2 separate regions of the Homo sapiens genome follow, and region 2 is linked to region 1. Evidence: chromatin loops called from intact Hi-C (ENCODE). Cell type or tissue: psoas muscle. All regions are shown on one strand. Each heading gives the region's core, and the rest is flanking DNA. Links, peaks and the distances in the headings are about the cores only. Region 1 holds the start of UC.134 (long non-coding RNA uc.134). Region 2 has its middle 110 kb from the start of VEPH1.

The links. A loop is a pair of places that touch in the nucleus more often than their neighbours do. Peaks named below come from ENCODE experiments on the same cell type or tissue, not always from the same donor. Only the 100,000 strongest peaks of a DNase experiment are listed, where the experiment ranks them.
Region 2: it touches region 1 in a loop (4-fold over the local background); 66 of 110 quality-filtered maps call a loop at or near these places.

Annotation. Positions count from the first base shown.
Region 1 is chr3:158,525,377-158,530,764 of GRCh38, reverse strand. All of the region lies in intron 7 of RSRC1 (arginine and serine rich coiled-coil 1), which reads right to left. UC.134 (long non-coding RNA uc.134) reads right to left here and starts at 4,057. Exons shown (of 1, transcript NR_148407.1): 1 at 2,191-4,057. In psoas muscle, for the core only: no CTCF peak of the experiment used is centred there; no DNase peak of the experiment used is centred there.
Region 2 is chr3:157,609,471-157,614,858 of GRCh38, reverse strand. No RefSeq gene overlaps it. Among named protein-coding and RNA genes, the nearest start is that of VEPH1, 110 kb to the right of the region's middle. In psoas muscle, for the core only: no CTCF peak of the experiment used is centred there; no DNase peak of the experiment used is centred there.

The DNA of each region.
Region 1 (5,388 bases), core at 198-5,197:
AAACCCTGTCTCTGCTATGTACCAGCTGTGTGGCTTTGGGCAAGTGGTTCAAGAGTGTTGGTCTCCATTTTCTCATCTATGGCATGGAGATAGTAATAGCCTAAACATCATAGGGTGGTTGAGAGATTTCCCCCCCACATCTTCCCTCCCTCCCTCCATCCCTCTCTTTTCAAATAAGTGAGCACATTCAATGTACCAGGCATTGTTCCACATAGTAGGACTTGGAAATGAATGAGAGTTTCTTCCTTCATGAGCTTATGTTTTAATGAGGGAGACAAATAATAAACAAGTAAATAATATAATATCAAGGAAAATAGAGCAGGCTAGAGGGCTAGAAAGGAGGAAAGGAAACTATTTCAGATGGGGTAACCAGAGAAGAACTCTCTGACATGGTGGTATTTCAGAAGGCAAAAATGATGTGAAAAAGCAAGCCACAAAAATCTGGGAGATGATAACCTGTGCTCCACACAGCGATAGGGAAGCATTAAAAGCACTTAAGAAATGGTAGCAGATACAGGAAGCACAGCATAAACAAAAGTGCTAATTTAGTAACAGTACTAAAGACACGGAAGTTGGCTAAACAATTCTTATATAAATCTGTATATTTCTGACAGTATGGTTTATAATAAGCTGGCAATATTCTTGAGTTCAGGCAAGTAGAAAATGGCTTTAGCTCATACATCTTCTGGTAAACCTGTGGTGTGCCAGGATGTGGAAATGATAGGAGGAGGAGAGAAGGAGTGGAAGCAGTGGAGGACAGGCCTGTGCACATCTATGAGAAGGCACAAAAGGCCCAGCTGAATTTTACCACCCACCAAGGCACTGGAGTCTACCATGATTCACTGAATGCTCTGGGTTGAATAGGAAAGTGGTATTTTGCTGACATATGGTTACCCAGGCTTCAGTGACTAAAGAGATGGGAGATCTTGTCACTTCCTAATGGATGTCTTATAACACAAACTACCCAAAATGACAGTTAGGCGGTAGAAACCATGTTTTAAAGCAAACATATTTTGTTCTGGTGTATATATGTCCACGGAAATTTTTGTTTTCATCATCGATATATGTAATACCTTTCCAGTGGGGAAAGTCATAGAAATGAATTTTTCATTTAAGTCATTGTTTAGAAGGCCAGATGAGCTGTTCTGGTAGCAGAAGTAAGTAATAGTAACAGCAATAGAAATTTAAGGCACTCTGCGCTGAGCACTTCACATGGATTACCTCATTTAAATATCATGACCATGAGGAATAATACTGTTACCCTCATTGTAAAGATGAGAAACTGAGGCTAATAAATAACTTGGTGACAGCCACATGGCTAGTTGGTGGTACAACTGGGATTCAACCCCTGAATTGTGACTAGTCATCTTCCAGTCAAATGAATTCTTTACCCACTCCTGCCAAGCAACAATTTATTTTTTCCCCACTCCATCCATTTATAATAAGTAATAAATATTCTTGATATTGTCCTTATTCTGCATTTTAATGCTTACTCATTCAGTAAAATACAGTGTAGCTTTATTTGTAGGATATATATATATATATATATACACACACACATACATATATACATAAAATATATATATTTTATATAATATCTTACTCTTCTGGCATTATCTTGAACTAGATTACAGATGTGCATTTTCAGAATCTTTCACATTTGAAATTTTTAAAGGGATATATATATATATCACATCTAGAAAACCTTTGTAAATGAATTTAAAAAGTTTCTAAAAACCTAGCATTTTTTTCCCTTAAGCCTGCAAACAACCTAAGTAGGAAATTGTCACTTTAAGCTGCTCTTTATTTACTGTTCAGCAATTGTTACAAAAAACAAGAATGGTTTCCATGAATTTGGTTAAACCAACAACCACTACATAGTCCCAAAATATAGACTACTGCCTTATGCTTATTGCAAATGTAATCAACATTGATAGTCAAATCCACTTTAATAGAGTGGTAAGAATTCATAATCCCAACAAAACTAAAGCTACTGGAAGTTTTCTTATTTTAATAGGGTAGGAAAAAGGAATATAATTTGATGTATACCAGATTAATAGGTCAGAATACAGATTCTGCAGTTGCTGTTTGCTGTCCATTTTAATTCTAGAATCCTTATCGACTCTAATTAAAATTCTGTAGATGGAAGAGTTGTATGTTTCTAAGGAACTTGCAGTGAATGCTGTCTGCCAGCCATCTCTAAACACCCCATAACCACACACAACTCGCCTGTCAGGAGAGCTAATGCAGACATCGCAGGGCACACCACATTTGTCACTGTGGCTAATATCAGAGATACGCAGCTCTTTTTTCTTAGCACACAAAAGCAAGATATGTAATTCAATGCTCAATTTACCCTTGTCTCGCAGGAGATTTTTCCCCGCTAATTGATAGAAATTAAGCCATTAATCAAGCCACTAGCCATCATTCAAACCAGGAAAGATGAATACAAACTTTCATCATAACCACCTTCCCCATTTTAGTGTTCATTAGCATTAATTTTTAATGCAATTATGCTATTCTTTTACGCTGAGCTCATAAATTACTGCTCTTTTGTTGCTGGCTGGCCTTGTAAAATCCAAACTAATGCTTTGTGCTCTGATCTTAAAGGCAATTACTAGGTTCTTCTATCTTTTATATCTTTGCATCCCCAATAACCTTTATATATAATGAACATCCATGACTGACTATGCCTGTTTTTTTAATGCCTCTATGTAAATCTCTATGAATATATAAATGTAGTCAAATGTGTCTAAAATAAACATATATATACACATACCACATACATTACAAAATACACACATTAATATAAAAAATCTCACAAATTCATATTGAAGTTCAGGTTCAAATATAAAGATATTGTTATGATTTCTCATGATAAAAATGTAATGCATTATTGTATAGAAGTTATACTTTTTATAATGAATTAGGGAAAAGAGGAATATTAATTGTGGCTAATTATTATACATATTTGCAAGGGTGGAACAGCTACTAAAAACAGAAATAATAACTTTGAATTTCAAAACCCCTTAGTTCTTTACCCAGGTTTACTGTCTCATGTTTAAATCCTTATTTTTAAAAAATTGTGTTGAAACTTGAAAATCAATGAGAAGGAAATGAGGAGTATCAGAAGATTGGAAAAACCACTTATCTAAAGGTGTGTTTTTATAAGCACATATAATAACTCCAGAGTCTTATATTTTACAAAGTGGATGTATTGGTTTATTAGAGGATGGTAGTAAAATGAAAAGAGTTTCCAGAAATAAATATTGAACCCAGAGGCAACATATCTACTTAGTTCTCTATTCTAGAGAAGGCAACAAGATGTATTCTGCTTATATTCACCAAAAAGCATTGATTAGGGTCACTCCTATGTGCAAAGGAGATTTAAAAAAAAATCTCCAACTCTCTTCTTGCATCATCCCATTAATGTCTTTGCCTCTGTTTGCAAGTTTTTATGTCTGGCCACCCACTAGCTAGAGAAAGGGTACATGTATGGCATTAAGATTAATGAACTAAAACTTGCTGGAAGATGTTAGCAGTGCTGATGATGTTGGTGCCAGCCCAGTCAGCTTGGAGTTACATAGTTGCAACCTACCCCTAACACCATGGGGCTGGGAGTATATTCAGAAGCGGCGAGTATATTCAGAAGTCTTCTACCAGTAAAAAAAAAAAAAAAAAAAAAAAGATTTTGAACTATTAACTTCTTAAGATATAGATACGGTGATGACTGACTTGAATTAATCTTTTATTTCCTCTCATGGTTAATTCTTTACTAGTTTTCATCTTTAATAAAAAGTCCTACATGGATTAGAAGCAGTTAGGCTAAATTCTATAATGACTGGATTCCCTGAACCAGGGGACTTATTATGCAAGGAAAAGCAGACAGCTTAAGTCCAAGTCTTTTGTGATCTGTTCTTTTGTGATGTCAGAAGCAAATGGATACCTAACATAATTGTATTTGAACATTAGTCAGTATAAAGTTATGAGTTCTAATGTCTCTTCTTGTAAGCATATTATGTTTCGGCTCATAAGCTTAGAGAAAATAGTCTATGGCCCCATGTGCCTTAATTTCTCTGAACAGAGCCAATAAAAACACTGGGGTTCAGAAATAGGAAATTAATTTAGTTAACATGTATTTATGCCAGGTGCTAGGCTAGGTGTTGGAGATTTCTGGTTGAGATTTCCAGTTGCTCTCTCAGAGTTCATTGGCAAATCAAACTAATTCTTATTTAGAACTTTTATCTGCAAGCAGTTAAGATCTGACTATACAGTGGGTAGGAACAGGGATTTGTTGTGTTTGCAAGTGCCTTAGCATGTTTCACTTGATCCTAATTTTTGGTAATACGTAATATACTCATTTCTAAGTTTAAGATATACTATTAGAGCTAGATTTTGGATATGAAACCAAGTCTTAGTACTTCAAACATCCTCTACGCTTCCCATTGCACTAGGCTGCTCTGTAGCCTTTCAATCTTTGATAACCTTACATGATTAATAGTTATGATTTTACGTGCTTATTTTATCAATTTTATGTACAACTTTGATCCTTTAAACAGAGGTGGGGTAGGGAGGATGGTAGAAGATGTGAGATGATGTTAATTTCTCTTTTCTAAAAGCAGAGTATTTTGCTATATCAATAATGAAGTGCATCATATAAAATCATAAGGTTTAAAGAAACCACCAAATACTTCAAATTGCACTTACAATATTAGCTTTACTGAAGTATAATTTATCTATAACTGTGCCTATCAAAGCATACAATTTGGTGAGTTTTGGTACATGTTAATTCTGTGTTACCACTACAACAATCAATATATAGAACATGTCCATTGTTACCAAGAATTTTCTTGTGTCTCTCTGTAGTCAATTTCTATCTCTACCCTGACCCCCAGACAACCACAGATCTGCTTCCTGCCACTTTAGATTAGTCTGCATTTTCTAGACTTCCATATAAATTGCATACTCTTTTATATCTGATGTCTTTCACTCAGCATAACGTTTCTGAGATAAATCCATGTTGTTGGGTACATCTGTGGTAATGCTAGTAGAATTCTATTATATGAATATCTGCAATTTTTAAAATCTATTCACCTGCAGATGAACATTTGGGTTGTTTCCAGGTTCTGGCTTTTGAGAATAAGGTTGCTATAACATTCATGTACAACTCTTTGTGTGAACATGTTTTTATTTCTCTTGGATAGTAAATACTGCCCTAGTACTGAAATAGTTGGGTTGTATGGTAGACATATGTTTAACTTTGTAAGACACTGCCAAACTGATTTCCAAAGTGGTTATACCATTTTATGTTCCCAACAGCAGTGTAGAAGAGTACTGGTGCTCTACATCTTCATCAACAGTTGGCGTTATCAGATTTTTAACTCACAG
Region 2 (5,388 bases), core at 198-5,197, 920 kb after region 1:
CTCCTGGTCTGAGGACAGCCTGTCTCAGAGACTCCCTTGCCTCTTCTTTCTGGGATTGTGATTGGTGGGTGCAGCCTGAGACGTGGTTGGCTGAAGAAGTCTCTTCGTGAGGGAATTAAGCTACTGTGGCTTCATAGGAGGCCAGTTCCAGAGCCGTCTCACCTCCCATTTACCTTCATCCTCTCCTGTGGAACTGGTGTTTTCCTTAGGCCCAAAAGGAGACAAGAGCTGTGAGAGAGGGAGGTGAGGTTTTTTTTGTTTTTTGTTGTTGTTTGTTTGTTTGTTTGTTTGTTTTGAGATGGAGTTTCGCTGTCGTCACCCAGCCTGGAGTGCAATGGCACGATCTCGGCTCAATGCAACCTCCACTTCCTAGGTTCAAGAGATTCTCCTGCCTCAGCCTCTCAAGTAGCTGGGATTACAAGCACCTGCCACCATGGCCAGCTAATTTTTGTATTTTTAGTAGAGACGGGGTTTCGCCATGTTTGCCAGGATGGTCTCGATCTCCTGACCTCAGATGATCCATCTGCCGAGTTTGGCCTCCTAAAGTGGTGGGATTACAGGCAGGAGTCTTTTGAGAGGATCCATCACAATGGTTGGGCAGAAGCTCAATGATTCTAACTTGGCTCATGAATGGCGTGGGGGTAGGAAACACAGCCAAAATATTGGCTATGATTTGAATGTGTCCCCTCCAAAATTCAAGTGTTGCAGTGTGATAATATAAAGATATGAGGCCTTAAGTGATTGGGGCATGAGGGCTTCTCCTGGTGAATGGGATCAAGGCCCTTATAAAAGTGCCTCTGCACGCAGGCTCATTTGCTTGGTCTTCTGCTAGCCCCCTTCCAAAGGATACAGCCTCCACCAGACACCAAACCTGATGGTGCCTTGATCTTGGACCCTCCAACCTCCAGAACTGTGGGAAGTAAATTTCTGTCTGTTATAAATTACCTGGTCTGCGATACTCATAGCACACAAAACAGGCTAAGACATCATCCATATTCACATCTGTGTATTGGTTAATTTTTACTTGGGAAACAGTTTTAGTTCCTTCTGCTAATATAGAATGTAGGGATTCTAGGCCTAAAATGTGACAGTCAGTGTTTACCTCCTCACCCCCACCCTGGTTTTTGTTCAATACAATCAAATAAGAAACCTGCAGCACCTCGTGGTATGGCAGTGGCCACTGGATGGAGCTGGGAATGAAGTGCTGGGCTCCCAGGCTCTGCTGACCCCTGCGGTGCCACTGGGTGAGCCATCTCACCTCCCTCCTTTTCCTTTCCTCGTCTGCGCAATGATGGGGTCCTCTTGCCATCTAAAACTCTTTTCCAGTCTTAGAAAAGGCGAGGGCCAGGCATAGTCATGTCCATTTTAGTTTTATTCCCAAACTGTTTTCCTCACTGATTAACTAGAACAGATTTGGGACTGTGGGAAAGAAAAATATGAATGGTGAGGATGGGGTGCCACCGTGCCAGGAGCTGTCCTCAGCACAAGTGAGTCTGGATGGCGCAGGTTTCCTGGCAACTGGGTGGCACAGGTCAGCTCCCAGAGGGTAGCTATTGGTCCGATGCCTTTTCTCTCTGCTTGATGCTAAACTACAGAGAAAATAAGCCCCATGACTCTTTGGAAATTTATTTTCAAGGACAATGATCATCATGAACATCTTTATCAAATAAAGAAACCGTTTAAAAAAATCTCTGTCTTGTTACACTTACATGACTATGTGGAGTTTTTTCAGGGACTGACAACAGGTTTCTGTCGCCCCTTAACTGGCCCCTTCTAAGATGTTGGGACCAGGGCTCAGTCTTAGAATCTGTAGGGAATGTTGGAGTAGACAGTCCCTGAGGCACACTTTCTCAGAACATGGTATGTGTCTAAACATACATTCAGATATAGCCCACCCTCCACGGAAGCAAGAACACTGCTGGGCAGCCAGCTAGGCCCACTCACTAGCAAAGAACTCATTTCTGCCTTTCTGCAAGGGTGATTCAAATTCACCCTTCCACAAGATAGTCACGGGCCTTCCACAGCCCACATTGTTTGCCAAAGATCTGTGGTCCTGCCTGACCCCACAGGTGAAGCAGTGGGGAGAATGTCCTGCAGTTCTTCCCATCTGACTTTGCAGCAGGCCTTTAGCTTCCTGGCCTGTGCTGTACTGGAAGTGGGATCTACCCTCTGAGCCCTCAACAGGCCTAAGTAATAGCTGGGGAGATAGAGACTCCTGCCCTGTTGGCTGATTCTTCTGTCCCTCGGGGTGCATTGTTGCTCTTTGTAGCACCAGAGGGGAAGGAGCGTATTCTTGGCCTGACACTGGCAGAAGAGAAGCCATGTCAGTCTGCCCAAGAACAGCTGGGCCCCAAACAAAGCTGGAGGCTCCTGTTATGCATGCTCCTTTGGGGCTGCTGATCTGCTTTTTAAAATAAACCTGTTTTCCAAGTATCAGATCTGAGATGATGCCAAGATTAAAAGAGCTTCCTTTCATTTTCCTTTTTCCCTCTGGGATGCCATTATGGAATAAGAAGCTGTCACCAGCCTTACCTGGATTACTCTCTAGAAGGAAAGACATCTGGTGGTATTTTTTTCCTTCAGGATAAATATTTTACCTAACTTATCAAAGCCAAATTTCTGGCCCCTTCATCCCATGACTTTAAGCCAGTGTCTGTCCTTTGTGCAAATCTGATTTTGGATTTAAAGTTCCGCAAGGCTTCTTTTGTGGTGGGTTCATGAGTTTTCAGAAGAGAGTGAGAGAGAGGAATAGGGGCTATTTGCTTCATATCGCCCCAGAAGGAAGCTTTGTCTCTACTCTCTTGAGAATCCTCCCTGTTGTTTTTAATATTTGGGGTCCTAATCAGATGCTCCAGTACTTTCCTTTTATTGTTCGTCCCCCTGCCATCCTTTATTGAGGCTGCCATTGCATTAGATAATTACATTCACCCTCCCTGAGCTCCCCCTTCGCAGACCTTCTTGGAAGGCTGAGCTCATGACTCATGCTTCTCTGATATAAAGTGACTCTCTGAATTCATCAATACCTGACACAGGGCTGCCCCTGTCCCCATTAGGCACTGCATCATTGACTGGTTGGTTAATTTCAGAATTTAGTTTAGGGTCATAAGAATGGTTGCAAAATTTTTTTGACATCAAGGCTCCTTGAGCTCATCAGTTTATCCAGGATTCAGGAACAACTCTCAGTATGAAGTACAGCGAGTCATTGGAAATTTCCAGGTGAATAACACTAGAGTGGGGATGAACCATAAAAATGGCTGCTGCTTCTCCTAACCAACATGCCCACATCTTCACAGAGTCGGGCTGCTGCACATGCAGGGGACTGCCCTAGGGCCACTGGCCCCCTCTTTTCTTTCTAGAAATGTCTGTCTCTCTGCTCTTAGCCAGAGCAACTGCCACTAGGGAGCCCCTCATCTGTCTCAGCCCTCCCTCCTTTTTCCTCTTTTGCCTCTGAAGTTTCCAGGTTTCAAGACCAAAGCCCACAGCGATGACTTCCTCCTCTCTGTGGTTTCCCCAGCTCTTCTCATGACACAGGCGCCATGTCTGGAGACTCCAACTCTCCTGCCTCTGCCACTGCCTCCTAACCCCTCATGCTTGGGGCCTCCACCTCTATATTACTCCGTTCTCATGCTGCTAATAAAGACATATCCAAGACTGGGTAATTTATAAAGGAAAGAGGTTTAATTGACTCACAGTTCAGTATGGCTTGGGAGGCCTCAGGAAACTTACAATCATGGCAGAAGGGGAAGCAAACACAGCCTTCACATTGTGACAGGAAGGAGAAGTGGCGAGCAAAAGGGAGAAAAGTCCCCCTTTATAAAACCATCAAATCTCATGAGAACGCATTCACTATCACAAGAGCAGCATAAGGGTAACCGCCCCCGTTATTAAATTACCTCCCACTGGGTCTCTTCCACAACACATGGGGATTGTGGGAACTACAATTCAAGATGAGATTTGGGTGAGGACACAGCCAAATCATATCAACCTCCAGGAGGAAGCATCTCATCCTCCAGCCCACCGGCTAGAGTCTTTACCTGGAGTGGCCCCACAGCCTCAGCCCTTTCCTGTAAGAATTGGTGGTTGGATTGACTTTGTGGAAGGAGAAAGTTTCATTTTTACAGGGTTCATGCAAGGAGCGAGTTGGTCCTGCATTCTCAGTTCAAATGCAGGGTGTGTTTTCTCACAGAGACAATATTTTCAAAGAAATGTGTGTTGTTTATTAATATGAGGAATACAGTTCAGGTGTATTCTGTATTTGTGGAATGGCCTAGATGGCAATCCATTGGTGAGCTAAAAACTGACCGTAAATCAGATTTGCATATGGACCAAAAATCATACTGATTGAGCCAAGCCTCTGCCTTATACTTGATATAAACAAGCGATGGCAGTGTTGGACATGGGACTTGGGGTCAGACATCCCTCATTAGAAGCAGCTGTGCTACAACAGAAAGGATCCTGGGACTTGGGGCCAGAAATTGGGTTTCAACTGCTCATGTGTTCACTTTGGACAATGCTGTCTTCTGAAAGACTTCATTGTCCTCAAGGATAAACAAGAGCGGTCATGAAGATGAAGTGACACGGTGATCAGGAAGAAGGTTGTACATGGTAGGTATCCAAGAAGTGTCAGTTAAATATGAATTCCAAAAAGAACCATTAGCAACACCACGAACTCCAGAGGCTATTTGTAGATTGTGCAACTCTATTTCCAAAGGTCAACATTTTTCCTTATTTGAAGCCTCATTCCCTTCCCTTTGCACAGCCACAGCCCCTCCTTACCTAACTGAGGAGATGTACTCAGGCTGCCTTCGGCCTTCTACCCTCTGCTTTGTGTCAAAAACTCTGGCATGCCAGAGACCAGAGTGGCCTCTGCCCACACCCACTCCCAACTCAGAGAGGGGGCACAGGTAGCATTGCCAGACTTAACAAATAAAAATATGGAATACTCAATGAAATCTGAATTTCAGATGAACAGCATATAATTGCGTGCACTGTTCTTATAATTAAAAATCACTCATTGTTCATCTGAAATTCAGATTTAATTGGGCAGCCTGTATTTTATCTGTCAACCCTAAGCATAGGGTGAGTTTCTGCCCCCTTCAAATGACCCCTTGGCCCCTTCAGAGTCTGAGGCCTGGGCCAGATCTGACGGTGGCTACTTGTCCTCCTTCTGCTCAGCCAACCCCTGTCTAAGCCTTGCTATCCTTGAGCCCAGATGTCCTCAAGGCAGTGTCATCAGAGCCACTGAATGGCATAAGCATCTCCAACCTGGAGTAGATTCAGGCCCTGGCTGTGTCCCTCCTACTATTCATTTAGTGGTCAGGACCCACTAACAGCCTGAGAGTTGCCTCTTAGTCCTTGGAGCTTATGTCATAGAGGGAGTTAGTTTCC